Regions from separate parts of the Homo sapiens genome. Here region 2 is linked to region 1. A link is an interaction called in ENCODE POLR2A ChIA-PET data of the cell type or tissue named here. Cell type or tissue: IMR-90. All regions are shown on one strand. Each heading gives the region's core, and the rest is flanking DNA. Links, peaks and the distances in the headings are about the cores only.

What was found. ChIA-PET counts read pairs that join two places held together with the same protein. Peaks named below come from ENCODE experiments on the same cell type or tissue, not always from the same donor. Only the 100,000 strongest peaks of a DNase experiment are listed, where the experiment ranks them.
Region 2: POLR2A ChIA-PET joins it to region 1 with 16 read pairs; 2 of 35 experiments call an interaction of 5 or more read pairs at or near these places.

The regions. Positions count from the first base shown.
Region 1 is chr15:36,324,479-36,336,865 of GRCh38, reverse strand. The region is part of intron 1 of LOC105370767 (a long non-coding RNA gene); the gene reads left to right. Among named protein-coding and RNA genes, the nearest start is that of CDIN1, 250 kb to the left of the region's middle. In IMR-90, for the core only: no CTCF peak of the experiment used is centred there; a DNase peak (open chromatin) is centred at 2,735; H3K4me3 peaks cover 258 bases; H3K27ac peaks cover 134 bases.
Region 2 is chr15:36,002,120-36,014,506 of GRCh38, reverse strand. No RefSeq gene overlaps it. Among named protein-coding and RNA genes, the nearest start is that of LINC02853, 38 kb to the left of the region's middle. In IMR-90, for the core only: no CTCF peak of the experiment used is centred there; no DNase peak of the experiment used is centred there.

The sequences.
Region 1 (12,387 bases), core at 1,651-9,650:
AAGGGTGGGTCTGCCTTTATTCGCCCACTGACTCAAATATTAATCTCCTTTGGCAACACCCTCACAGACATACCCAGGATCAATACTTTGCATCCTTCAATCCAATGAAGTTGACACTAAATATTAACCATCACACTCACCAAAGAAGGTATATTAATGGCAAATAAGCATATGAAAAAGTGTTCAACTTCACACATCATCGGGGAATTACAAATTAAAACCACAATGAGATACCACTTATCAGAATGGACATTGTTGAGATATTTCAACAATGAGATTCACATTTATTAGAATGGCCATATATTCTAATATTGTTGTTCACACTAACAACAGCAAATGTTGGTGAGGACGTAGAGTGATGGGAACTCTTCTTCAATGCTGGTGGGAATGCAAAATGTACAGCCACCTTAAAAGGCAGTTAAGCAGTTTCTTATAAAATTAAACATACTCTTACCATACAATACAGCAATCACACTCCTTGGAATGTTCCCAAATGAGTTGAATACTCATGTCCATACAAAAATCTGCACTCAAACATTTATAGCAATTTTGTTCGTATTGGCTAAAATTTGGAAGCAACCAAGATGTTCTTCAGAAAGTGAATGGATAAATGAACTGTGGTACATCCAGAGTGGAATATTATTCAGCACTAAAAAGAAATGATCTATCAAGCCATAAAGATACATGGAAGAACCTTAAATGCACATTACTCAGTGAAAAAAGCCGATCTAAAAAGGCCACGTGCTGCAAAATTTCAACTATATGACACTCGGGAAAAGGTAAATCTGAGAGGAGACAATAAGAAAGGATCAGTGTTTGCTACAGTTTAGGAGGGGATGGAAAAATGAATGAGCAGAGCATAGAGGATTTTTAGGACATAACATTAGTTTGTATGATACTATAATGGTGGATACCTGTCATTATACATTTGCAAAAATACATACATTGTACAATATCAAGAGCGAAACCTAATAATGTAAACTATGGACTTGTGTGATGATGTGTCATTGTTGGTTCATCCATTGTAACAAATGAGTAACATTACCAGGACATATAAAAACAGTGACTATCAACATTATCTTTTTTACAACTGGTTTGATATTTTCTGATTATTATATATGACATTGGCATCATTAAGAAGTCTAGTGTCTGGAAAATAGCATTTATGTCCTGAATGTTGAACAGAAAGAACACATACATGAAGAAATGAATGCTCAAATCTCAGCAAAATGGTGAAATAAGGCAAAGTTCCCTAAAAGAGTGTTTTTTCCTTTGTTAATTACAAAGTACAAAGTTTTTACTTGGAAAAGCTCTTCGTTCTTCTTAATGAATGGGCAGCATTTATGACCTAGAGAGGCCCACTAAACTAGTCAAAGAATTACATGTGTTTGGATAGGTGTCTCTTAGCTACACTTAGATGACAGGGACTGTTTGTTACTCATTTTATATCTAGCATAGAACCACAAAGGGATGACTTTTGAACAGTAAGTGCTTAATAAGTATTTGCTGAGTGACTGTTAAAAACGGATCCATTTAGTTTCCTAGGTAACTATGGCAGAGGATCTCACTTTAAAGTTGGAATTTATACTTTATCCCAATCATTAGTGTTATGGACTAAATTGTGTCTCCATTCCCAAATTCATATGATGAAGGTCCAACTCCCAGTACCTCACAATGCACTTGAAGATAATATCTTTAGAGGTGATTAAGTTAAAATGAAGCCATTAAAATGCAGCCCTAACTCAGTATGACTAAATCCTTATAAGAAGAAGAAGAGACACCAGGGACACAGAGAAAGGGGATGTGAGGATACAGTGACAAGGCCAAAGAGAGAAGCTACAGAAGAAACCAAACCTGCTAACACCTTTATCTTAGACTTCCAGCCTCCAGCACTGTGGGAAAATAAATTTCTTTAATTTAAGCCACCTGGTCTGTGGTGTATTGTTATGGCAGGCCTGGCAGATTCAAGCCATTCCTTTGAATAAACAACAAGGAAATCCCATGTTTTAAATTTATGAATGTTTTATTTAACAAATATATAGATACTTCTTCAAATATCTTGGCAAACTGGCAAATAAGTATCTCTCAAAGGTAAAAGCTTCGTTTGATATCAATGTTTATTTTCCCCTCTCTTCTTTTACCATTAAAATTAACAATATACATACATCCTATTTATATCCCCCCAAACTTCCATGCTTATCTTGCAATCTGCTTTGGTCTGACTTGTGTTAATTTGGCACCTTTTATTCTAATTGATTGGAAGCTGAGGACCTCAAAGAGGGTTAGTCCCCAGTGCCTCCAACCATGTAATTTGATATTCAGTTCAATGTGTTCCTGCAGGGCCAGAATTGGTTTTATGCAGCAGTTTTCCCTTCGTGTATGTTATTTCACCCCCACCCCCACCCCAAACCATCTTAGATGACACCCTTTCAGGTTAGAACTAAGGAGGAAACAAACACTGATGGCATTTTATCAGCAGGCAGTGACCCAAGTATAACCACAACCCAAATTTCAGGGAGTGTACTTTTTTAACACTCCTACCGGAGGCATGATGATAATAAGTCAAGTCAGACACAGACATTTCCTTCAACTTTTGCCAGACGATGTGGCTCCTTGAAGCAGATTACAATGAAGTCTGTACAAAGCAAGAGGCATGTTGGAGCCTCTCTCCCAAAGGGAAAACAGTTTCCAGTCTGAGACTGACCCCTTAAGTGGAGTCAAAATCCAATGGTTGCATCATCCTTAAAGCATGCTATCTAACTTGAAGGCAGCCTATAGGGTGGCAGTTAGAGCACACATCCGTGGTTTCAAGTATTAGTTAATATTTTTTAAGAGGATGTGAGAGAGTTTTAAAGGGTAACAAAATCAAATTTTGAGAGGACTTTTACCCATATCATTTAGTTTTTTTTCCCCAGACAACATTTTTAGGTTGGTAAGCCTTGAACTCTGTGAGTTTTAAGATGACATACAAGACATTTTTAAAAATCATAATTACAATATGTTTGTTGCATTATTCACATCTATCTGATAAAAATATGCAAATTTAGTCAGAAAATTGAGAAAAGATTTAGATGCAGTTTCCAAAGACATTTCATTTCAACTTTTGTTCTTTCTTGGAATCCTGTTTATCACCAATCAGAGTTGTGTCTGGATTTGCGATAGGTTCTGGGGACTACAAAGGAACAGAAGTCATGGTTGAAGACTTTACTCCGTTCCCACAATATGCTAGGAGCTGTCAGGCATACAGCATTCTTCACAATCATAACCCCCTGTTAAGTACAATTTTCTGTTCAAAACAGATCAAAATAACTTTTTTTTTTTAACTATTGCCCTGTATCTTTGGCATCTCCATGAAGTTTTGTGGGTTCCTTGAGTTGGAACAGCGGTCCCCAACCTTTTTGGCACCAGGGACCGGTTTTGTGCAAGAATATTTTTCTGTAGACCAGTGTGGGGGGATCGTTTCAGGATGATTCAAATGCATTACATTTATCATGTATTTTATTTCCATTATTACATTGTAATATACAATGAAATAATTATACAACTCACCATAATGTAGAATCAGTGGGAGCCCTGAGTTTGTTTTCCTGCAGCTAGACAGTCCCATCTTGGGGTGATGGGAGACAGTGACAAATCATCACTGTCTTCCAGACACAAATTAGATTCTCATAAGGAGCGCACAACCTAGGTCCCAAACACAGTTCATAATAGGGTTTGGGTTCCTATGACAATCTAATGCTGCCATTAATCTGACAGGAGGCAGAGCTCAGGTGGTAATACAAGCAATGGGGAGTGGCTGTAAATATAGATGAAACTTGGCTTACTTTCCTGCCGTTCACCTCCAGCCATGCAGCCCAGTTACTAACAGCCCACAACTGATACTGGTCCATGGCCTGGAGGTTGAGGACCCCTGAGTTGGAGGATATTTGTATGCAGGAGTAAGAGCAATGGCTCAGATTTTCTAGGGTTGTTCTCTGTGATTTAAATGGTAACCAGATGCTCATGGGTCATGAATGTCAAGGGTGGTCTTTAGTGTTGTGAAGAAAGTCCTATAGATTTCTCACTGACTTGAGTTACTTATTTGTGCAATGAGACAGTGAAATTGATTTACCCCACAATGATTTCTTATGTGGTAACAGGAAGGTTAATGGTAGGAAACCAGTGGCCATGGTAAAATGATGCCCAATGACCAATTTAGGAGGGCAGCTACCTCAGAAGCCACCTCCATCCTTGAAATCTGACACTTTGCATGACTTACATGAGAAAATGCTGACTCTTTTAAATAGCCTTCTACTCATCAGGTCTCACTTTCACGCTGAAAACCTCTCGGTTTAGTCTAGAATCTAGGAATTCAGGGGTATATGGTAAGAGAAGGAAGTGCTGGAGCCTAAATGGAATTTCACAAGTGATGTCATTGCTGGGGAAGAGGAGGCTGAGAATCAGCCTACCAGCTGGTTCCTTAGTGGCCAAGAGATGTGAGGAACTGATGCAAGTTTTTAGATAAACCAGAACTAGTTCAGCAATGTCTAGTCTATTTTTTTGCCTTATTTTTGCCCTAGGCATTTGGACCTATAATAGTTTTAAAAAATGACAACCAGATGTAGTCCTTACACTTATGCTACGTACGATCTTGAGGGAGGGATGACAATAAAAATAAATAATTATATAGTTAAAAATAGTTGGGCAAAGATACAGATAAGAGAAGCTGACATATGTGGGTTACAATCAATGTATTTTCTCTTAAGAAGTAAAAAGTCCCCAGGACGCCTGTCTCCCCATATGGACTTAATTAACTTGGTTGATATTCAGACTTGGTTTGGGGCTTTTTCAGGGGTGGGAGGGGCAATTTTGGTGCCATGCAACATTCAGTATTTTGATTCCAGGAAAGAAAAGTGATAATGATCCATATTCCATTGTGTACTTTTTATATAATGCAAAGTTACCAAATGTGAACATTTTAATTGGGCTATTCTAAGCAGTACCATTGTTATAGGCCTTCTTGTCAAGATGAATCTTACATTAAAACATTTTTCCCAAGCAACCACAAAAACCCAGAATCATAAAAAATTTAAGAATTGCTAAAATACAAAGGACCTGTACCTCCTTACATTGTTTGTGTTTTGCATTTCACTCAGCTTGAGTAATGAAGCTAAATTTGGTTCGTTTCTTTTATACTTTGCCTGTCTCTAATGAGTTTCACTTTTGATTTTCCATGAGCTCACTGAATGATGTTGTTTTGGGGGCTTACATGGTCCTGGCATTTTTGTCTATATTCTCAACAAGCTTACGGTCATGGAAAGAAAACATTTCAGGGCATATGAGGGTTTGTAACGGCTTGGATACTTTGTCAGAGGACACTTAACTTTGGGGTTAAAAATACTTAAATAGGAAAACGAATGGAATTTTATGGAGCTTGGGTTTATCCTGAAATAAGAAAAGTCAAGCTTTATAGTCCATCGATATTTTTGCAGATGCTTAATAAATTTCACAATTATGCTGACTTTTGTTGAAGCACTATAATATAAATGGATATGTTACAGTCTTTAATTTTTAACTGTTGATGTGTGTTATAAATCCCGGTAATGTAGGCACTGTATATATTTAATAAACACAGCTTGGCTGCAACATATCCTTCTAATAAGCATAATGCGAGCTCAGTCTGTGCCAGCTTGGTTAAACCAACAGACGATTTTAGCAGGAACAAAATGTTTTCGGTTTTCAGAGAATTCTTCTGTTATTAATTGGTAATATGAATGAGAAATCACTCTGCACCTTGCTATATGTTCTGTTAAAACACTCATTTTAAATGAAATCTTTTAAGGTAAATAATTATTATTGAGTACAAAATGGCTGAATTGTATCATTTATGCCAAGTCTTTCTAATTATTTAGTATTTTTGAGTAAAAGGGTAAGACTGCTGCCTCTGGATAGGTGACAGAAGTGGAGATTAAGCTGGCATTATCAGTGGTTTATATTCAGCTGGAGGATTACCTCACTCCCTTGCCTCTTCGCTACGTTGGGTATGCTGCCTTGTGGCCATTCTGCTGTTCATTAGCACCTCTGCCAGAGGTGTGTGGGATGAGAAATCCTAGTCAGCCCCACTTTACTCCTTGTCAGCAATTCTGGTAAAAGAAGGAGCAGGGGACAAGATTGAAACTAATGGCCGAAATGAGGTTTGAGGATTACCTGTGGTTTTCATTAGCCCTCTTCACTGGTTAACAAGCTGAATCCAGAGCTGAATGCAGTATTTTTTTTATTCACCTGTATTTAGTCACTGATAAAAATTCTGGTTTGCTATTTATGCCATACTAATAAGCAGGATATAAGAAAAACTGAATATACTAAAGAACTATAACTTAGTTTTGAAAAAATGATGTTACTATATACACAGATAAGGGTGAGATTTTTAAACACACACACACACACACACACACACACACACTCTTTATAATCAATTCCTTGCAAAGTATCTCATCTTCTGTGGTGTTTTCTGTTATTTTTTTTTATACGAATGGTTATTAGCATAAGACACATTAGCCCGAGAGTGCCTTAGTCAATTGTTCCAAAATGAGACAAAGAAATTTAACACGGATTTAGTAATGGTTTCATGAAACGTGACTTTAAAATTGCAAGTGTTTGATGTCATTAAATAAACACAGCACTGGCCGGGCGCGGTGGCTCACGCCTGTAATCCCAGCACTTTGGGAGGCCCAGGCAGGTGGATCACGAGGTCAGTAGATCCAGACCAGCCTGACCAACATGGTGAAACCCTGTCTCCACTAAAAATACAAAAATTAGCCAGGCGTGGTGGCGCACGCCTGTAATCCCAGCTAGTCAGGAGACTGAGGCAGGAGAATTGCTTGAACCCAGGAGGCGGAGGTTGCAGTGAGCCGAGAACACGCCACTGCACTCCAGCCTGGGTGACAAAGCGAGACTCAAAAAAACAAAACACAAAAATCGTAGCACAGCACTTCAGTTGTAGAAATCAAGAATCAAGAGTATACAACTACATAAAAAAAAATTATCAGCTTTAACGTTGTGTGAATCGGTGCTTGAGATAAAATAGCAAGTGTCAGCATTATATGTGGGTTGACATAGGGCAGTATCTCAAAGAACTCAGGCAGATGCGAATGGAGAGAGCACCCTGGAAAGCTGTGTCAGATGACTCAGTGGCCTTGGTGAAAATCAATATAATGATGTTAAACACGTATGTGAAAAGTATGAATGAAATTATTTTGTAAAATATGTGAGTGGATACAGCAATATTCCCCAGTAATATATTTAATATAGTCAACTTTAATATGAAAGTATAACTAAATCAACAAAACACTGTAAGTAGACATTTGACAATTTTATCTACACTCCTAAGATCTTTATATATATTCAATTTGTCCAAAAATGACTTCAGGATTTTTATCAGAAATATCAAGGATGATCTTATATTCAGGGTTAGTCTTATGTCAGAGCATATATTAATTTTTTAAAACCAGGTTAAATTTGACTGTGCCAGTTTTAGCTACGAGAGGCAGACATATCTCTAGGCAGACAGGGATGGGTCCCCAGTGAAATCCAACCTTCAACCCAAAGATAGTTTAAAGCCTGAAAACTGAGCTGTGGTTCTGGATAGAGCCCACAGCTGGAGTGAGACTTACCCTCTCTCTCTCTCTCTCAGTTGGTTCCTTCTGGATGATGGCTTTTAACCAATTGAATGGTGCTTTTTCCAAAGCCTACCCATGGACCAATCAGCACGCACTCCCCCATTCTGAGCCAACAGAAACTCTGGACTCAGCCTCACAGAGGCCTACCTGCCTTCAGGCCGCTTCTCACAGCTGAGGGCAACCCGCTTTCAGGGTCCCCTCTCACTATTGAGAGCTTTCCTTCTGTCACTCAGTAAAATTCTTCTCTGCCTTACTCTCCAGTGTCTATGTACTTTATTCCTCTTGGTCGTGGTACAAGAACCTGGAACTCGCTGAGCTGTGGGTGGTGAGAACAAACGAGCTGTAACACGCCCCCTTTTTCTGAGCTGTGGGCAGCAGGTGCGAAGGGAGCTGTAACAGGCCCCCAGTTTACCACGGTACGGGCGGTGGGAGCGAAGAAAGCTATAACACGCCCCTGTTGGCCTAGCTGTGGGTGTGAAGAAGTGAAGCCACTGGGCGCCATTCCCTCCTGGCTGTCTTGCAGAACTACAAAAACTGCAACATTTCTTGGGGGCTGAGACCTCACCACTCCCTGGGTGAGAGCTGTGACACCCCTTGGGGCTCTGCGGTTGCCGCCATCTCTGAGGTTTCAAGCGCCACCACGTTCCCCTTGTCTAGACACTGGTGCCCAACACAAAATTTACTCGTGACACACCTGGTCCATCTGTGGGCTAAGCAGAGTCCCTTTTCTGCCGCGGGATCTGGGCTGGGACACGGGCTGAGTGCAGCCTGCTGGGCCGAGTGGGCAGAGCAAGCGTAGCAGGCCCGAGCAAGGCCTTAGGCAGAGGATATGGCAGGCGCAAAGATTTCTTGCTGGCAAACTGGCACCAAAAAAATCCTGTAACACTAGCAATCGAAACTATCATTAATTGTAGAGGGAAATATAGGATTAGCCCACTACCAAGGAAAAAGAACATTTGAAGAGAGTTTGATAAATTCAGCACAAATATAATACATTTTAACCATACCTGCCTCCAAAATAGTCTAGGCCATTTTATGGAATTCTATATGATTTAAACCTAGATTTTCATTGTTAGGAAAACTGAGATAGGAAAGTTTATTGAACGTCAAACTCAGTCTTTGAGACATAGGCTCCTTTGAAACTGTTCTTTGGGTGAATCAAAATCACTGCCAATGTACACATTAACATTTGTGAATTGACTAGAATGTTCATTTCATAGCATGTAACTGATGTTGCTGTTATTTTAGTCAGTTTTTTAAAATTAGGATTTAGGCAGCCAAGCATTACATGAGGGTAAGGGTGATTTAGTTTTCTGTATTAACATGGCAGCTTGCATCTTTTTCATGACATTTTTCTATAAGATATTGGTATTGAGAACACGTTTTGCTTTTGTTTTTAATTCATGCATCAAAAGAGGTATCCTGGCTGGCCTGCTTGAGCCCAGGAATTTGAAACCAGCCAGGGCAACATAGTGAGACTCTGTCTCTACAAAAAAGAAATAAAAATTAGATGGGCGTGGTGGCATGTGCCTGTGGTCCCAACTACTTGGGGGGCTGAGGCAAGAGGATGGCTTGAGCCTGGGAGGTCAAGGCTTCAGTGAGCCATGATTGTGTCACTGCACTCCAGCCTGGGTGACAGAGTGAGGCCCTGTCTCAAAAAATATAAATAAATAAATAAGAGGGACATCGTGAGCCACAGAATTTCAACTTTGCAACAATTCAGTAAGTAGAATCTAGTCTATGACTCTCCTTGTTTCCTTTAACCTTATATGAGCATAACAGTGCTCTGAGTCTCCATCTTCTATGTGGAATTAGCCTGCGCAATCTGTGAAAAAATATCTCCCTTTTCATTTAGGTGACCTTGATGATAGTCCACAAGAAAGGAACTTCTGGAGCTTTCCCTGACCAATCTGTGAGAACCTGCAGACTGGAGGCTCTAGAACCAGGCTCTAGAACCTATTGTCTAGGCCTCCCTAGAATCCCCCAACCTAAAACCAAAGCTTAGTCCAGAAAACTAACAAATGTCAAGTACCATCTTTCCTGGACGAGCCAGGAACCTGTTATTTTCCTTAAGGTGACTTCTTAAAATATTTGAATAGTGTTTTTGTATTGCTGTTTTTGTATTTTGGGAATAGTCTGGAAATTGGTACTGAAATAGGTGATTGAAGCCTGGGGATCCCCTGGAAGCTGGAGAATTATGGGTTAATATTTGGTAATATCATGAATTTATATTTTATTTATTATTTGACAAACGCTTGGGAAAAGACCAGAGTTCAAATGTTACCTTAGAGAGTGTTTAGTATAAGCAGTGCAAGTTAGCCACTAGCTCATTCCACATGTCATGAATATGGGCCTGATGTATGTTATACATCAATAAAAATTATTTTATTTTTCTTTGGATTGTCAGGCATCTTACAGCAAAATAACATGGTGGAAGGATAAGAGAGTTGAACAAGCAGCATATGAAGTGAGGTTATTTGGGAATTCCACTGCTTTGGAGAAGTGGGGACTTAGCTGAGGCTAACGACCTATCTTCTGCACAGCACTGAGTGAAGCCAGCTTCATGTAATGGGGAATGATGTGGGAGAATACTCAAATACATGCAGCAGTGGATGTGGCACAGATGGCTAAGATGAGGAACACTATGAAGGCCATACCTTCATTATATGTGTAGAAATGCTCATCCTGTTCTAGCCTGGCCACCCAGAGCAGACAGGCATGAAAGTGGAGGGCAGGGACCCACTGTCTTTGAGTTGGTCACTCTGAACTGACCAAGTCCTTGTGGAGAGTGAGCCCTCGGTGAAAATGAATTTGGCATTATATGTCAGACTGCTTATTCTAGCTGAAGAGAGAGAACAGCAGTGCGGAAGAATCAACCTGAGATCTACACAGATTCACAAGTTTATTAAGTCTATACAGTTTCACAAGTTTATTAATATTATTATTGTAAATCGACATTGTCCTGTCAATTCCTGTCTGTGGCATACTTACAAGTTGTTAAATGATATATAATACCTTTGAGAGATGGGATGAGATGAATGAAAGTTATTCGTTTCACTTACAGTTTTAAACAGGGAAATGAAGCACAGGCAGAAAACTATTTATGAAAGCTCCCCACAATGTCTCTGAGTAGCAGAGCTACCAAACCTGTTGTCTTCCTAGTAGAGCAAGTGAGACCTAGGCAGACCAATTACACTGGATCAAGGATAGCAACCTTCTCCCTTGGTCTCTTTATGGTGACCATTTGGAAATCATGCCTGGTCTATCTATTGAGTTTTTATGAATTAAACCATTATATTGTTCAGATTAAAAAAATTTAGTCTTGGTGTTATTAAGCAGACAACAATATTGTTGAAATATAGAGCTACAGGATGTGTGTGAAGAATAGGGTAGGCAAAAGAGTAGTAAGAGAATAAGGAGGAATAATGGCAATCAACATAGCGGATCTCTAAGAAACTGTTAATTAGAGATATGATATGGTCTATTAGTTGTATAAGTTTTCAATTGCTGCTTTAACAAATTGCTTCACACTTGTTGACTTAAAACAACAAAAATTTATTATCTTACATTTTTATGGGTCAGAGATCCAATACAGGTCTCACTGGGCTATAATCAACATGTTGGCAGAGCTATGTTTGTTTCAGGAGGCACGAGGGCAGAGTTCCTTTCCTTGCTGTTTCCAGCTTCTAGAGGCTGCCCACTTTCTTCGACTCATGACCCCTTCATCTTCAAAGCCAGCAACATCCCACCTCTTTGACTCTTCTTTCATCATCATGCTCTTTGACCACAACTGGGAGAAATTCTATGCTTAATGGCTCATTTGATTACTTTGGGCATGCCTGAATAATCCAGGATAATCTCCCTAGCTCAAAATCTGTAATCTTAATCACTTCTGCAAAGTCCCTTTTTTCATGGAAGGGAACCAAATCATGGTTTCTGAAAATTAGGACATGAACATATTTGGGGAGCTATTATTCTGCCTAACTCATTAATATATTCTGCTCTTCCATCCCCACAAATTATCTTCCTTTTGCTTAGTCATAGAACTTTATCTTAAGGTTTTTATCAGTTCAATCTTTCCTCACTTTTTTTGTTCATTCACCCATTTGTCTATTTCTCTACTTCTTCATTATTTACATATGTATGAAATATTTATTTAACATCCCTTCTGTGTCAGATTACTCTCTAATCTCTTGGAAAAAATATAGGGAAGGCAATTGTTCCATGACTATTTCAAAAATATGTAGACAACTTCATGCTTGTTAAATAGGAAGTACTAAGTAGAAGACTGAACCCTATTGTCAGAGTAAGTATATGGAATAATGTTGGTCCTGAATGCTCTGTGACATTCATGGGTTAATTTGTTCGATAAAAGTACTGTGATAGAGACTGTTAGGTGTACCCCCAAGTCTATTCAGCCTAGGGCTGACCAAAGAGATTGTGTCTAAATTTACTAAGTTAGGTTCATATGAATTTATTAAGTAAGGGTTGGCCGTCTATAGCCCATGGGCCAAATCTAGCCTCCTGTTTTTATAAATAAAGTTTTATTGGAATACGGCCATACACATTCATTTACATAATTTTTTTTTGCAGCTCTCATGCTATAATGGTAGAGTTAGGTATTTGTGACAGAATCTGTATGGCATAAAAAGCAGAAAATACTTAATTATCTGACCATTTTACGGAGTACATTTGTCAACCTCTGGTCTGAGCCAACAGGAAACTTGCA
Region 2 (12,387 bases), core at 1,518-9,517, 320 kb after region 1:
AAATGTTTATGGCAGCTCTCTGCAGACAATCACCTCAGAACTGTGATATGTGACTGAGAAACCTTAAGAATGCCCAAGCCTGATCGAGATAATGGAGAGTCCAATCTCAACTTTAGCTCAGAAATAGAATGACTTTGGAAACCAGTAAGGAGTCACTCAGGTAAAAATGTGTCTAAAGAAACACATTCTGTTAGCAGAAATGAGTTGGCTTGTACCAAGTCATAAAGGATGAGTTAGGCTAGGCATAGTGGCTCATCCCTGTAATCCCAGGAGTTTGGGAGGTCAAAGTGGGCGAATTGTTTGAGGCCAGGAGTTCAAGACCTGGCCTCAAGCCAAAGCAATACACCAAGACCCCATCTCTACAAAAAATAAAAAAAAAAAATAGTTGGGCATAGTAGCAGCATGTGCCTGTAGTCCTAGCTTACACAGGAGGCAGAGACAGAAGGATCCCTTGAGCCCAGGAGTTTGAGGCTGCAGCATGCTATAATTATGCCACTGCACTCTAACCTGGGTGAGAGAGTGAGACCCTATCTCAAATAATAACAATAAGAATAATAAATAAAAAGACGAGTTGGAGAATATGAACTTTTGTCAGCACTGTCAAAGGGAGAGGGATTCTGAATTTAGGAGGATAGGAGCCTTCTGAGGAAGGAATCATCTCTTCATTCTTCCATAGCATTGATAAAACATTGCTTAGGATTTCCACGGGCTCTGACTCTATGGGCTAAATAGTTTCTATTCGCCCGTCCAGAGCTACTCTCCACCCTTCTCTGCCTTGCTCTGTGCCCTAGGAGGCTGCCCTCCTCAGACTATATGTTAGCGCTCCCTTAACTAAAGCTTTTACTTGCTCTTGGCCAGTGTGGTAGAGGTTGGAATGCCTTAGCAGAAGGTTGGAGGGCAGAAGGAGAAGTCAGGCTGATTTCCTCTACCTACAACTGCAGCTGCTGTCAGGTGGCCTCTTTTCTAGGACTACAGCTCTCATCAGGTTCCAGTCAACAGTTCTCTCCCCTTGGCCTTTCAGGCCAAGCACTGGGAATACTTGCCTTTATGCTATTGTGCTGAAATTTCTTGGATGCTTCTTTATTCCATCATCATCCCTAAATCCTGATCCTAACTGTCTAAACAGACTTATAACCACCATGCTCTTTGATTTCTACTTTCTATGTGCCATCTCCCTCTTCCTGGGACCCTGACTGATACACACTGTAATCACTTATTGATTGTTTTTAGCTTCTTCTGATATATGATCCTGAAATGGGGGATAAAAAGAACATTCTGGTTAATAGTTGTGTGTGTGTGTGTGTGTGTGTGTGTGTGCATAATGTGCATGTGTATGTGTTTGTCTTCCTCATTATTAAAGGCTTTGGTGGGGCACAGTGGCTCACGCTTGTAATTCTAGTACTTCGGGAGGCAGAGGCAGGCGGATCATCTGAGGTCAGGGGTTCGAGACCAACCTGGCCAACATGGTGGCACCCTGTCTTTACCAAAAATACAAAAATTAGCCAGGTATGGTGGTGCACGCCTGTAGTCTCAACTACTTGGGAGGCTGAGGCAGGACAATCGTTTGAACCCAGGAGGCAGAGTTTGCAGTGAGCCAAGATCACGCCACTGCGCTCCAGCCTGGGCAACAGAGCGAGACTCTATCTCAAAAAAAAAAAAAAAAAGGCTTTAATTTTAACTTAAAAATCAGTCTGTAAATGGCTTGGCTTATGCAAATCATCTTTGATTGTATCTTACTTTAGGTGCACTGACAAACCTGAATATGAGTACAGTGGGCCTCATGGAGCCTCAGGCTAAGTCAGAACTAGGCACAGGAATCTTATGTAATTTAAGAATTTTCTAAGAAAATGTCTAAGTCTAAGCCTTGGAAGCCAGAAGCCAGTTTAGGTTTTAATCTAATAGTGGAAGTTTATGATGTATTGGATGAAATCTGGTCTCTATTCTGGAAAATAATTACTGGAATATTATATTGAAATATGATTTTTATTTCAGATTATCTCAGCATACTCTTAACACTATTGAATCACTTTTAGATCTGTTATGGGAATACTGTCCTTCAAATAATGGCCAAAAATGTGCATTTTGATGGCCTGTCTAGACCTGATAAAAACAATTCTCTAATCTGACTGATAATTCAGAAGATCTGATAACACCATACCCTCCATACCCTCAACACAGAAAGTAATAGTTATCCTGAGCTGGAGAATAGTTGTTTCCTCAAGATGATACATGCTCTCTCTAATTCACTACAGAACCTACTAGGTCTCCTCATGAATGTTACTATTAGGTCTCTAGGTTCTCAATCCCCATTTTAAGAGGTACTGTCATCAACTCTGATGAGTGGACGAACAGGTCTGGTGTGCTCTCACCAGAAAGTGAATTATTCATTCATGTATTCATTTAATCAGTCAGACCGCAATTTATAAATGTTTCCTCTATGTCAGACACTGCTCCATGTACTGAGGATATAGCACTAAACAAAACAGAGACGTTCATGAAGATTATGTACAGTGCAATGGAAAAGTAATACTTAATTCCAGCAATATATTGGTGCCATTTTCCAACAGCATGTACTCACTTCATGTTTGAGTCACATTTTGATAATTCTCACAATATTTCAAACTTTTTGATTATTATCATATCTGTTATGGTGGTATGTGATCAGTGATCATTGATATTACTATTGTAATTGTTTTGGGGTGTACAAAACATGCTCAAATAAAACAGCAAACTTAATAAATGTTGTGTATGTTCTGACTGCTCCACTGACTGGCCAATGTCCCCATCTCTCTCCCTCTCCTTAGGCATCCCTATTTGCTAAGACAGAACAGTATTAAAGTTAGGCTAATTAATAAGCCTACAATAGCCTCTCAGTATTCAAATGAAAAGAAGAGTCACATGTCTCTCACTTTAAATCAAAAACCTAGAAATGATTAGGCTTAGTGAGGAAAATATGTTGAAAGCTGAGATAGGCTTCTTGTGCCAAATAGTTAGCCAGGTTTTGAAGGCAAAGAAAAAGTTCTTGAAGGAAATTAAAAGTGTTAGTCTAGTAAATACACAAATAAGAAAGTACATAGCCTTATTGCTTGTATTGGAGAAAATTTTAGTATTCTGGATAGAAGATCAAACTAGCCACAATATTCCATTCAGCCAAAGCCTAATCCACAGCAAGGCCTCTTTTCAAGTCTATGGAGGCTGAGAGAGGGAAGTTTCAGAGGAAAAGTTTGAAGTTAGAAAAGGTTGGTTTATGAGGTTTAGGGCAAAAAGCCATCTCTGTAACACAGAAGTGCAAGATGGATGCAGCAAGTGCTGATGTAGAAGCTACAGCAAATTATCTGGAAGATCCAGCTAAGATAATTAATGAAAGTGGCTACATTAGACAACATATTTTCAGTGTAGGTGAAACAGCCTTCTATTGGAAGAAGACGTCATCTCAAGCTTTCATAGCTAGCAAGGGGAAGTCAATGCCTGGCTTCAAAGATTCAAAGGACAGGCTGACTCTCTTATTAGGGACTAATGCAGCTGGTGACTTTAAGTTAAAGCCAATGTTGTTTACCATTCTGAAAATCCTAGGGCCCTTAAGAATTATGCAAAATCTATGTTGCCTGTGCTCCCTAAATGAAACAACAAAGCATGGATGACAGCACATCTGTTTACAGCATGGTTTACTGAATATTATAAGCCCACTGCTGAGACCTACTGTTTAGAAAAAGAGATTCCTTTCAAAATATTACCGTTTACTGACAATGCACCTGGTCACCCAAGAGCTCTGATGGAGATGTACAAGAAGATTAATGTTGTTTTCATGCTGGCTAACACAATATCCATTCTGCAGCCCATGGATAAAGCAGTAATTTCTACTTTGAAGTCTTATTATTTAAGAAATACATTTAATAAGCCTGTAGCTGCCATTCATAGTGATTTTTCTGATGGAAATGGGCAAAGTAAACTGAAAACCTTCTGGAAAGGATTCACCATTCTAGATGTCATTAAGAAAGTTATAATTGGCTAGGCACAGAGGCTCATGCCTGTAGTCCCAGCGCTTTGAGAGGCCAAGGCAGGTAGATCACCTGAGGTCAGGAGTTCGAGACCAGCCTAGCCAATATGGTGAAACCCCATCTCTACTAAAAATACAAAAATTAGCTAGGTGTGGTGGCAGGCACCTGTAATTCCCAGCTACTCAGGAGGCTGAGGCAGGAGAATTGCTTGAACCTGGGAGGTGGAGGTTGCAGTGAGCCAAGATTGCACCATTGCACTCCAGCTTGGGTGACAAGAGTGAAACTCCATCTCAAAAAAAAAAAAATTATGATTTACAGGGGGAGGTCAAAATATCAACATTGACAGGAGTTTAGGAGAAGTTGATTACAACCTTCATGGATGACTTTGAGGACTTCAAGAATTCAGTGGAGGAAGTAATCGAAGATGATAGAAATAGCAGGAGAACTAGAATTAAAATAGAGCCTGAGGATTTAACAGAACTGCTACAATCTTATAATAAAAGTTGAATGGATCAGGAATTGCTTCTTATGGATGAACAAAGAAAGTAATTTCTTCAGTGGAATCTATTCCTAGTGAAGATGGTATGAATTCTTTGTTGTCATTATTGAAATGACAATGAAGTATTTACAACATTACATAAACTTAGTTGATAAAGCAGTGGCAGGGTTTGAGAGGATCGGCTCTGATTTTGAAAAAAGTTCTACTATGGCTAAAATGCTATCAAACAGCATCTCATGAAATCTTCCATGAAAGGAAGAGTCAACTGATGCAGCAACATCATTGTCTTATTTTAAGAAATTGCCACGGCCACCCCAACCTTCAGCAACCACCATCCTGGTTAGTGATTAGTCAGCAGCCATCAACATTGAGGCAAGACCCTCAACCAGCAAAAAATTATAACTAGCTGAAATCTCAGCTGATTGCTAGCATTTTTTAACAATAAAGTATTTTAAAATTAAGTATACATATTGTTTTGTAGATATACTTCTATTGTACACTTGATTGACTATAGTAGAGTGTAAGCATAATTTCACGTGCACCAGAAAACCAAAAAATTTGCGCAACTCACTTTATTATACTTGCTTCACTGCAGTGGTCTGAAACCAAACCTGCAGTATATTTGAGATATGCCTGTATAGAGAAACTTTACTCCAACATATCTGTGCTCTACCCTCATGTTGTTACCATAATAAATTACATTTTTACACACTATGAACCCATTAATGTAGCTTCATAATTATTGTTTTATTCATTTATCTTTTAAGTCACATAGAAATAAAAAGAGGTATTACAAATCCAAAATATAATAATAATGGCTTTTATATTTACCTATGTATACTTTTACTGTTGTTATTTACTTCTTCATATGATATTGGGCCACTGTCTAGTGTCCTTTCATTTCAGTCTGAGGAACTTCCTTTAGCATTTCTCATTAGCAAGGACTAATAGCAATGAACTCCTTCAGCTTTTGTTACCTGGGAATGTCTTAATCTCTTTCATTTTTGAGGGGTAATTTTCCTAGATATAGGAGTCTTGGTTTACATTTTAATATAGCCTCCCACTGCTTTCTAGCTTTCATATTTCCTGATGAGAAATTGGCTGTTAATCTTATTGTGGTGTCCTTGTACATGACAAATTGTTTTTTCCTGTTTCTGCTTTCAAGAGTTTTTTTTTTTTTTTTTGGCTTTTGAAAATTTGGCTCAATATGGATTTCCCTCAGTTTATCCCATATTGCACTTCCTGGTATCAGCAACCTATAGTAGCAATGCAATCTGCCATCTTCAAGGCAGAGCTAGGAAGTACAGGATGGTAGCAAGCCTAGTAAAATAAAACAGAGCTCTTTTACTGAAATCAAACTGTTATTTATTTATTAGGCATTTCTCTGGTTGTGGTAACTTTTTGATTGAATTCCAGAGACCTAAAAAAATTGATGTTGACAGTTTTTGCTAGCTTAGTCATTGCTTTGTGAAAGAAAATAGTTTGGAGTTCAATACCCCTATCATTTTTGCTAATCTCAAATATAAATTGATTCATATTTTCTATTTTCTATTTATATTTTCATATAATTGATTTATATTTTCTAAGTCCTGTAGAATTGGAAAGGCATAGCTAGAATTTTAACAGGAAAATGAGAAAAGAGTGATTAGAACATGTGCCAGGGATCCCCAAGACCACACCTAGGTTCCATGATTTACTAGGAGGATTCATAAGACTCAGCAAACAGTTGTGCTCACAGCTATGATTTTTTGTGGTTAATAGATACAAAGCAAAATCAGCAAAAAATAAAGGTGCATGGGGACAAGTCTGGAGGAAACCAGGTATAAGCTTTCAGGAGTTTTCTCTGAGTGGAGTCACATAGATTGCACTCAAGTCCTCCAGCAACAAATTGTGATAATATGTGCAATATGTTATTTACCAGGGAAGCTCATTCAGTGTCCAGGGATTTTACTGGTAGCTTGTTACATAGGCACCCTCTTCCTGGCACATAACAAAATTCTAGACTCCCAGAGGGAAAGCAGGTGTTCAATGTAAACCTCATGGTTTATGCAAACAGTTTAGGCACAGTTAGCAATTCTTATCAATTACGGTGGTGAGAACTCTGTTGAAATCCAAGGTTACAGATATCAGTCAACCTTGCATGCAGGCCTTTATAAGGATAGCAGTCTCAGGCCTGCTATGTTAACTCTTTTCTGGACAGGGCACTTGTCACACTATATTGAACTCTGGGACACAGGTGAATAAAATAGATTCTTATGAAGTTTTTTTGTACATTTTGTGATGCAATTTTCCTTTGTTTTCATTTCTTTATCAGGAAATTTCAATAAGACTTACAATATTTTTCTACACTTTGGATTGGTATTTTGCTTAGTTGCAACACTAAGCTAAGATGGATCTTCAGTTGGAAAATTCCAGTTTTATTCAGATTTTGGAAGCATACTTCAAGGGAAAGGTGGGGTATAATAAAAAAATACAAATAAAAACTGCTATCTTCAGAGTATCTCAAACAAATAAATTGAGAGCACTAGGAAGCCTCACTGTAGGCTGGTACAAAGTGTAGCCCACAAGTTAGAAGATTTTTTTTTTTTTCATATCAGCTGAGTGACCGCTAAAGAAACAGCCCAGGTCATCACAGTAGCCTCCAAAGTTTGGGATTCAAATAGACAATGTGGGGACACCAGAGGACAAGACAGGAGTAGTAGCTGCTATAAAATGTCCACACAAATGCATACTAGCCATACCTTGGGACTATGACAATAAAGAATCATGTATAGGCTAAAGGAGGAAAACATGGTCATTTGTGAGTGCATGGGAGTTATCCATGGGACCCCTCTTGTCCTAGCCTGCTAGAGTTGCCATTACAAATACCACAGACTGGGTGGCTTATATAACAGAAGTTTATTTTCTTACAGTTCTGATGCTAGAAGTCTAAGATGAAAGTATTGGCAGGTTTGGTTTCTCTTGAGGCCTCTCTTCTCGACTTGCAGATGGCCATCTTCTCACTGTGTGCTCTCATGGCCTTTCCTCTGTTTGCCTACATGCTGGGTATTTGTTTATCTTCTTCTAGGGACAACAGCACTACTGAATTGAGGCCCTGCTTTTATATCCTCATTTAATCTTAACTACCTCCTTAAAGGCCCTATCTTCAAATATAGTTACATTCTGGGTTAGGGATTCAACATATTAATGTGGGAGGTTGGAACAATTCAGCTCATAACATGACCCCACACCCAGAATTGTCATTTTGCACCCAGGCCAAATTCAAAGAACCAGGTTGAATAAAGTCAGCATTTTTAGAACCAAAATTATATATATGATCATAGCATTCGTTTCATTCACACCTCCGGGGTCCTCAGGAGGCTGGAATTCTAGTGGCTAGCCGGATTAACTGTATTGTTATTCTTCATCTTATCATATTACACTTTCTCCCTAATAGCTACTCCTTAAGCTGCTCTTATGATTAATTTAGATATTTGAAAGTGATCAAATGCACCACATAAACTTTTCAACATACTCAGAAAGGAAGCAATTCCATACAGAATCTTACTACATATTTTAATTAGAATTGTCATTTCCACCCAGGCCAAGTTCAAAGAACTAGGTTGAATAAAATCGCCATTTTTAGAACCAAAATTATATATATGATCATCCCATTATAATAGTATCACTAAACCACTTCAGGTTTAATGAATTATTTTATAAATAAATGCATAACTACATAATGTTTCTCTCTTCCTTACAATGAACCCTTAATGCAGCCATTCTCATGGGGGAAAATAAGAAAAGAGTGAGAAGTTTAAGTGAAATGTCTATCTCCAATGTAGCAATTAGCATTTTCAGGTAGTTTTAGGCAAAAGTCAGTGTGAGCTCTTAAGAGTCTCTGATGCCTTCCAGATGAGAGAAGACATTTTAGGCTGTACAGTGGTGTCAGGCCTCAGTGTCATGCCTGTGCTCTCTCAGGACATGCCCAGGCAGGTGCTATTTTCATTACAGAATAGTTAATTTAACACCCTAAACAATTTTAACTGGCTTTGTTCGCCTCATTTAATTTTCTCTCTGCGTTCAGCTCCACAAATATTTCAGAAGTGAAATAAACTGGGTTTCTGGGATTGCTCTGCTCAATAGGGCACCATTCATGTGGCAGCACATATGCATCTTAGCTTCTGGAGTTGAGCAGTGCACACTGCACAGCTGCACCCACAAGCCCTGGGTGTGAATGCCCTGACAGTCACTGGGACTTAGCCAGGCTAAGCATGTCCAGACTTCCTCTCCAGGAACTCTAGATTGAGACAGTTCTGTTTTTTCTCCAAACTTAATGAATACTGTAGGGAACCCAATATTATTCTACCCTCTGATATTATCTGTCTCTCCCAAAGCTGAGCAATACTTTGGTGATAGCATCGAGGGCAGTGAGTTTTGGCGTTATCCTGTCTAATTATCTGTGATTTGGAAATTTTTAGAGATAGCATTCTTAAACTGGATTGGCCTAGGCCCACTTAATTAACTATAGCTTCAGCCTAGGGGTAATAAATAAGATTAATATAGTATTTAAGGTAAGTGGCACTGGGAAGCCTCTCCATTGATTACAGAATGTGTTAAGATTTTGTCTTTCATGTCCACATGAGAGGAAAGAAAGGAAAGCTGGAAGGAAAGTGATTCATTAAATGTCCTTTGTCTAAAAACCTTGGGATGTTTGACATCCTATTTTTCCTGACCTCTGAGTGATCACTACCACAGCCAGGGATAATGTTTTTAATGTCACAGTTTGAACAGGGCCCAATATTTTAAATTAAATCCACAGATTAAGCCTTATAAATTTCCTGGTTCCGCTGCCTTACATTATTGGATATATTTCTGTTTCCTTTGCTTTCATAGACCTAAATAATGAAAACCCTTTATAGTCCATCCAAAGCTCACCGACTCTGACATGTGCTATTCACATTTTATGAGTAATTTCCAGGGTACTTCCTATTTTCTACTGAGCTGTATGCCAAGATAACTTCTGGACAGTATAACAGCATGGGTAATTGGCAGTTATCCAGGTTTGTTTTGGATATGTTATGGAGGTGTTTCTACAAATTAAGGACCCATGCAAACAGGTAAATTTTATTATCTAAGAATAATTCTCATTGGGGAATATCCCCTTACTTTAACTCCCTTTTCATATATTTATATAAAATTGCCTCAAATGCTGCTTTCTATTCCTTTGAAGGATACCATTAATAGATATCCAAAGGCAGCCATAATTAGGTAACCCGGCCAATTAAATAAGGAAACACAATATCTTGTTAGCAATTGGCATCAACTGCTGGGTGACATTTTGACAAACTGCTTCAATATAATGTATAGGATTTTGGTGACTTTTCACTTCTTAAAAGGTTATAGTCTCTGAAAAGTAACATTGAAAAAGCTGATATTTAAAGGGTATAGGAAAATTCAAATAAATAGCTTGTTCTACTTTTAGGTATCTCTTCTCTTCTCACAGTAAAATCCCTGATAGTCTACTTGGTCTTTTTATTCTACTCGTTGAAGTTTCTAGTATTGTAAGGGGAAGACGATATATCTTTTCCTTCCTAAACCAGATTTGCTATCACTCGAAGCCTCATTCTGCATTTTCAATAAGAAATTTAACAGTTGACTCATTGGGAAGATCTGTATGGCTTCTTTCCTAAGAGAGGTCTAGAGATTTCTATCCCAGTAGTTATAAATGAGCCTTTTAGGAGATTTCTTCAAACCACTAAGGAGTACACACCACATTGCTCATGGGTGGAAGTTAAGGTCTACTCCACCACAACTCTAGGATCATGTTTTTCACATGATTTGCAAACTACCTATCTTAAAACAGCAATTGACGTGCTTCTTAAAAAATGCAGATACCTGAGTCAAAGTCCACATCAACTGATTCAGAACCTTTGAAGATGGAGCCAAGAACTCCTCATTTTTACAGGCTCTCTGGGTAATTTTTGAGCATACCTTTGAAAACTACTGATCTAGGCCATGAAGAATTATTTTGATTATCTGGGGAACTTTGAGCCAGATCCTGCCTTGCTTCTTCCACACATATTAAACTTGCCATATTCTCTTTCAGCAGGAAAGTCACTTCTATTGCTTACACTTTAAGACAAAAAAAAAAAAGTTGCCTTCTTCCAAAATGACCCATCCTCAACTTTTTGTCCAGCCTGTTGCAAATGATCTGCTCTTGTACATTGTATCCTGCTCATGGACATTTTGGGGATGGGCATAATATCATCATTTCATTATGAGTGGATAATTATTTCTTTCAGTTGCCCTATGCAGCTTATGAAGTGCCACATAAACTTCTTTTACAGCCTCATTAGAGAAGCTGGAGAGCTGGAGAAAATGCATGGCTCTGTATGTGAGCAGAGCAAGAGCAGGGCATTTCTGAGCACTAATTGGTTGAACCAGCCAGTGGTCCCATTGTTCAGTCAGTGGCTACAATCACAGGAGTGCAGGTGACATAATTGTCCTTTCAAAGAAGGCTGTATCTATTTCATACTTTACCTGGTACATAATCAGTTTTATTGATTCTAAATAAATACCCGACATTTTGTTGCACAAATTTTGCAATAAAGGTTCCAGAAAGCAATCTCCCCACAACACAATAGCTGAAAATAGATTGTAGGTCAAGCAAATTGCAGAAGGTTAATGAGGCTGGAATATGTTCATATCAAGTCTCCTCATTTCCATGCACCTGCCTTGGAGGTTGATGGAGAGGCCAAGGCTCAAGCCAATAAGAACCTTGTACATGTAAGGCTCAAGTGGTGGTCACCTCACACATCTCATGCAAGAGCCCTTACCCAGCTTTGAGAAAGGCAGTGAGGCACATCTCTCTATCCTCAGATAACACTTAGCAGCCTGTATAATTTATTTAAAAGGAAGAAGTGTTTATTGAGCTTCAGCCATAACTTATGGTCCTACTGCTCAGAATCTATTTTTTGAAGGGTGCTACATTTGACTGCCCCTCCTTCCCCATTCTCCACTATCTCTGCAACACAGGATATCCTATCAACCTACATTGGGAGAACTTATCTTTTCTTTGACTGCTCCTTCAGGCCCTGGGTCTTATACCAACTTATTGGTTTGTACCAATTCATGTGTTTTGTTTTCCCTCATTTGCTTTGGAACCTGATGTGGCCTGTGCTTTCTGCTGGCCCATTTCAGTGCCACTGAAAGCTGGACTCAGTACTCAGCTGCAGCTACTGGCCCTGTCCACTCTTACATGTCCGTACTCCTTTTCTTCTTGAGTACCTGCCACAAGATAAACACCATTTGCGAGGTTCCCCTAATCAAACGACTTCTGTATCTGGTCATTCCAGATCTATCTGGCCAGTGCCTACCACAACTTAGTACTGACAGCAAAGATAAAGAATATTGATTGCATGTGACTATAAACTCTGTTCCCAACGCCCTTTAATGGTTCTTCATTGAATTCTGTAAAGCACATGAGGAGTGAAGAGATCAGTATTTTATATTACAGGTGGGGTGGTGAAAGTAATATGTATTGAGTACCTGCTGAGGAATAGACATTTTATCTTTCTTATAGCCAGAAAATGCTTCTTGGGGATGAGAGAAGAAAAATTGAGCATATACAACAGTAAAAACTAGATATGATAAAAATTACTTTAAGTACAAAGTATGAGAGCATATCATCATTTTAAGAAAGCACTGGGCACAAGAATGTGAAATATGAAAATAGTCAAGGGACGTATAAAGAGTAATTCAATATTAAAAAATAGTGCTGCAGAGGAAAGTTTAGAAATCTCAGATTCAGAGACTGGAAAGTTCACCCTTTAACACAATGAAGACAATGATCATGTCTATTGTGTTTATTGCTCTGTCCTCCGTTCGACTTGGTTTTTTAGGACATGG